2 separate regions of the Mus musculus genome follow, and region 2 is linked to region 1. Evidence: chromatin loops called from intact Hi-C (ENCODE). Cell type or tissue: left cerebral cortex. All regions are shown on one strand. Each heading gives the region's core, and the rest is flanking DNA. Links, peaks and the distances in the headings are about the cores only.

What was found. Peaks named below come from ENCODE experiments on the same cell type or tissue, not always from the same donor. Only the 100,000 strongest peaks of a DNase experiment are listed, where the experiment ranks them.
Region 2: a loop joins it to region 1, with 3 times the contacts of the local background. A loop is called at or near these places in 5 of 42 quality-filtered maps.

The regions. Positions count from the first base shown.
Region 1 is chr11:57,786,818-57,789,732 of GRCm38, forward strand. It overlaps Galnt10 (polypeptide N-acetylgalactosaminyltransferase 10), which reads left to right. Exons shown (of 12, transcript NM_134189.2): 12 at 1-684. Among named protein-coding and RNA genes, the nearest start is that of 2010001A14Rik, 13 kb to the right of the region's middle. In left cerebral cortex, for the core only: CTCF peaks have their summits at 438 and 1,294 (motif pointing right); DNase peaks (open chromatin) are centred at 416 and 1,294; H3K27ac peaks cover 148 bases.
Region 2 is chr11:56,123,655-56,126,569 of GRCm38, forward strand. No RefSeq gene overlaps it. Among named protein-coding and RNA genes, the nearest start is that of Gm46260, 5.2 kb to the left of the region's middle. In left cerebral cortex, for the core only: no CTCF peak of the experiment used is centred there; no DNase peak of the experiment used is centred there.

The DNA.
Region 1 (2,915 bases), core at 189-2,688:
TTCCAGAAACATTTTGGAATGCAGTGTCCTTGCCATGAGGCCATTGTGTGGCAGGCAGGCTGTCTTACCCTGCCCTGCCAACTAGAGCTTCTGGCTTTAAAAGCAGCCAGCAATGATAGATCTTGCGTTGCGGCAGTGAGCTGCTCTGATGGGCGGCCTAGTGGATCTCCAAAGTCAGCATCATGACTCCCCTTCAGTCCTTCCTGTCACGCTCCTCCCTGCGTGGACCCCTCGCTTCAGCAGTCCCTACTTCTCACAGAGGAGACTGTCTGCATCCAGTGCTCAGGGCAGCCTGTTTGTCTAAAGTCAGGCAGTGTGAAAGGAACAAAGAGTGCAATTCCACCCTGAATTCATCAGCACTTGCCGCTGAGGCTTTCTCCGGCAAATCCTACTCATATTTTGGTTCAAGGTTTTGATGCTGAGCCAGGGCCCTGCTGCCACCATTAGGTGAGAGTGGTAGCTACATCCCAGGTTTCAAGATCTTAACGCGGTCCACTCAGCTCTGACAGGGAGTCCAGGGGCTGCAGGCAGGGAAGCTGGGCACTGAGACAGGGTTCTGGGGGCGGGGGAGGGGCGGATCCCAAGACCACCCACCTCTCCTGGAAGAGAGAGCCTTGTAAGGAATGACTTATCCTGTTCAGTTGTGACTGTGGTTGTTCAATAAACCTCCAGACTTTCTCTAAAGCAGTGTCTGGCATGTCCCTTGTCACCTGCCTTTCTGTCCATGTCCTCAGAAGACTGAGTGCCTGCCCAGCGTCCAGATGTCCTGCAGGGTACTGAATGGAATCGAGGTGCTGCCATTTCTACAGGGGAAGGCAGGCCAGAACAAGGGTGACTGCAGTTACAAAGGGCTGAGAAGGAGAGCTAAGCTGGCTGTCTTAGAAACTGGGGTGAAACCATCGTGAAACTGTCAAGAAATGCTCCTCAGGGCTGACAGACCAAGCCAAGAAGAGGGCAGAGAGCAGCCCCTGCAAAGGCCACGAGACAGAAAGGGGCTCAGGTCTGGAGGAACACAGGGGTGAACTCGGCATTCAGCCTTCTAGACTAGACCAGAAAGAGTTCCAGAGGGCAAACAGAGCTCACGCATTAGCCACAAATAACCTGTTTGCCAAAGTGTTTCTGGGCTGTTTAGCATCTGTAGAACCATGATTAAAACATCTACAGTGAGATCTTGTGCAACTCCTACCCTCTTTAGGCCTTCGTTCACAGTGAAATGAGCAGTGCTTGAAGGTTTGGTCCCTGAAGAACCCTGAGCAGAAACTGTTCCTCGTGTTGTCAGGTAGCAACCACCAGAGGGCGCTATGGACCATAGCTTGGAGAAGGTCATGTACCAGGAAAGCAGGTGAAAGAAATAGATTGACAGTATTCTTAAAGGTACACACTCAGAGATGTCTCAGCAGTTAAGAGCATCTGCTGCTCTTACAGAAGACTCAGGTTTGGTTCCCAGCACCCACATCACAACCATCCTTAACTCCAGTTAGAAGGGATCAGATACACTGATGTCTGTCACCTCCTCCAGAACCAAGCCTGCACGCATGGTGCCCATGCATATACACGGGCAAAAGCATGCCCTAGAATAAAATAAATCCTGTTTTTAAAAAAGGCTTTTTAAAGGGCTGGTGAGATGGCTCAGAGGTTTAAAGCACCTGTTGTTCTTGCAGAAGAGCACATGGTGGCTCCCAGCGGTTTTTAAGTCCAGTCCCAGGAGATCCAGTGCCCTCTTCTGACCTCCATAGGTACCAGGCTGGTACATGGAGTACAGACATGAGGCAAAACACTCACATTAATAAAATACTTTTTAAAGAAAGTTGTCTTTTTTAAACTTTCTTTACCCAGAGAATTATGACCCGATGGTGAATGAACAAGAAAAGCTTCCAGTGCCTACTGTATGCAGATGCTCAGATAGAAGTTGAAAGATGGCGGGTGTAAGCAAGATCCAGAGTGAATGGCTTACAGGATCTGCACCCCCACGAGACCCTTATTTGCCCTCACATGGTCCAATTCCCAGGCTTTGCCAACACGCATAGAGATGCTAGATTATTCATTTGCTTGCTTGTTAAAACTGAATATATGCGGGAGGGGGGGTGGTGCACACCTTTAGTCCCAGCACTTGGGAGGCAGAGGCAGGCAGATCTCTGAGTTCAAGGCCAGCCTGGTCTACAAAGTGAGTTCCAGGACAGCCAGGGCTATACAGAGAAACCCTGTCTCGAACCCTCCCCCCATCAAAAAAAAAAAAAAAAAAAAAAGAATGGCCCCATAGACTCTTACGGTGGAGTTGGGGGTGGGAGGGTTAAAGGCCCTGAAGGGGATAGGACAACAGAATCAATTAACCTGGACCCTTGGGAGCTCTCAGTCTGAGCCAACAAAAGAGCCTATGCAGGCTGGACCAAAGCACCCCCACCCCCACCCCGGAACATATGTAGCTCAGTCTCTATGTGGGTCCCCAACAGGGCCACCTGGTCTAGCCTCAAGGAGAGAGAACACACCTAATCCTACAGAGACTTGATTGGGGGCAGGGGGTGGGCTGGAAATGTTGTTATGGTCCAGCATCTGTCTGCCTCCCTCTTCTCTCTCTCTCTCTCTCTCTCCTCCCCCCACTTCCCCTCTCTCTCCCTCCCTTCCTCCCCTTGTGGATCAAGATTGTAATTCAGTGGGCCAGGGAGTGGTGGCGCATGCCTTTAATCCCAGCATTTAGGAGGCAGAGGCAGGCAGATCTCTGAGTTTGAGGCCAGCCTGGTCTACAGAGTGAGTTCCAGGACAGCCAGGGCTATACGGAGAAGCCCTGTCTCGAAAAATATTATAACTCAGTTCCTTCTCCAGCACCACAGCTGCCCTCTGCCATGATAATAGACTAAGCCTCCGACTCCGAAACAACTTCTGTGAGCCCCAGTACATGCTTTTTTTTTTTTTTTTTT
Region 2 (2,915 bases), core at 104-2,603, 1.7 Mb before region 1:
GCAGAGGCAGGCGGATTTCTGAGTTCGAGGCCAGCCTGGTCTACAAAGTGAGTTCCAGGACAGCCAGGGCTATCCAGAGAAACCCTGTCTCGAAAAAACCAAAACACCAAAAAAAGTTTTCTTTTTTTTTGATTGGATTCAATTCTTTACACATTCAACACTTTGTACCAGGTATAATTTGTCAGCACTAACAGTCTTCTCTGCCTCCACCTTTGTAGTAAGGTCTTGCATTTATTGAAGTATGTCCACACATTTCCCCAAGGATCAGTGAACTGAAGCGGAACACATCCAGTGAAAAAAGGGAGAACTGTTTTGTTTTATGACTAGAGAATGACAATCTTTAAGACATGTTTATACTAGGGACTACTGTTCACCTTCCTTAATTATTCTGAGATTAAGTGCCAGGCACTGGTGGCAACCCCTAGTATCCAGAGTCCATTTATTTTCTTCAAATGTCAATCCTAAACCTGCTTAGCACTATCTATCATCTATTCATCTATCTATCTATCTATCTATCTATCTATCTATCTATCTATCTATCTATCTATCTATCTATCTATCTATCTCAAGGCCCTCTCCTAACAGAGAAGCTACTATTTTTTGTTTTGTTTGTTTGTTTGTTTGTTTGTTTTTTGTTGATGGCTGTTGAGGGAAAATCTTTGGGGATGTGTCTCCTAAAAGATTGCTCATACCCAGTAAATGGCCACACACTTCTGTACACATACTGTACACACAATGGGGGTGTCACTGATAGACTTGGAAGTGGAAGGATAGTATTAATAACCGGCAGCAGATAGATGAATGTATGCATAGATGAAATGGATGGGTGGATGAATGATGGATAGGCAGGTGGATGGATAAATTAGATAGATATATAAGATAAATAGAGATAGAGATAGATGGATGATAGATAGATGAATATTGATGGATGGAAACGGTGATAGATGGATCAATGCATGTTAAATAAGTGTGTGGAATTTTCAAACACTAAAATATTAAGTTAAGAGGCTGGGCAGATGGTTCAGTGGTTAAGAGCTCTTGTTGCTTCTGTAAAGGACTCAGATTCAGTTCTCAGCACCCACATGGTGGTACACAAACACCCCCAACTACAGTTCTAGAGGTTGTAGCACCCTGTTCTGGCCTTTGCAGGCACCCCTAGGCATTCATTCATGTGCTGCATAGACACACATGCCAGCAACATACTCATACACACAAAATAGGGTAAATAAAATATATGGTTTAAAAAGAACAATGGAAAGTGGTTAGAGGGTTATAGCCACAGGACTGACAGGGTTTTGTATGTATTCAAATAGATCTCCAAGTGGAAAAGACCAGGGGGACCTGAGATGCTGGGTTGGATGCTGCTGTGGTGGTCTGTGTGAGAGAAGTAGGGCTGAAGGAAAAGAAATGGAGCAAAGGAATAATTAGGGGAGAACATAGATCACCCTGATGAAGCAGAGCTGAGGAAATGAAGCAAGTATCAATATTTGAACCTCTCTGTGTTTGGACCGTTTTTACAAAGATACACAGCACGGGAGGAATGGACTTGCGGGCTGATACACAGTAAGTTAAAGTTCAGTTTGCAGTGTATTGATCATAAACCCCTCATCGTGTTTTCCCCACACCCCTGTGAGAGGCATCCTAAAATGCCATTATATATGGGTTTCCTGGAATGAGTCGGCTTTTATTTATTTATGTTTTTATTCTGAGAATTTTATGGTCCTGCTTCATCTCTAACTACATTCTCTTTAATCCTAAGACATTCTCAGAAGTAAATGCTCTGCTATTCTTCTCTGAACTTACTTATATATTTCCATAATTGCTTTTCTTTTAAACTTGGAATGTCCCCCCATCTCTCCCCCCCTTTTTTGAATTTTTTTGAACTTTCCCAAGATTTAAATATCTCATAGTGATAAACTGCTTGGTTTTCAGGAACACACCCTCTCTTGACACTGTCTTCTTGTTTTATGGATAAGAAGATATCTTGAGGTTGCCTTGAGATTATTTGGAAATACCAGTGGGTCTTTTAAGCATCTTCTTGCTATATGTTCTTGGCTTTCCAAGAACTGTTAGGCATCTCAGCTAAGGTCACAGGCATTGACTCTGGGAAGCTTCCCCCATCCCAGGTTTCTGTTTAGGGCTTGATCATTCTGAAGACATTTTCTCTGGGACTCAGGACCCTTGGCTATCTTCAATTGAAGAGAAATTATTCTTAAACCTAGTGGAAGATCTTACTGTGTGCTGGGGGCTAGCAGGCAAGGGTTACCCAGCAGGTGATTTTCTTGGGCTTTATCTAACAGGTCAACATCTTTAGGACTTCTCTGTGAGACACTGGGGTGGCCTTTGAGGGTTCTTTGTGAAAACCCTTGCGGTCAGTTTTCTGGGTTACCGAGCAGGAACAGAAATCCTCAGAACTCTGCTTTCAGTATGGACAAGAAAAATCAGGTAAGAAAATGGGGGAAATATGGTAGCTCCCATACACAGCCCAAAGTCAGGTTGCCCCAACCAGGTCAGGCACAGATAAAGAGAAAGTCTTCATGAATAGTATGGACAGACAACTAGTTATTATACTCATGAGGCTGAGCCTTGTGTCTAAGGATTTCCTGACTCCCAGTGCCTGAATGAACAAGAAATGTCTTAGAAGACCACAAGGATTAGTAAGTGCTTAAATGACATTCCAGGTAACATTGAAAACAGAACTGCTCTGTAACAATTTACACTAAAGCACGTAAAGATAACCAAACGTCTGTGACCCAACCTCCAGGCCAAGATCTGGATTAAAGCACACCTGAGCCATGATACTTTGTACTCTCTCCTTGCTGCCTCCTTCCCACTGTGAAATGACTAATGGAGACTGAGAACCGAACTCAGGTTCTCTGTAAGAGAAGCAAGGGCTCTAAATCCTCGCACCATGT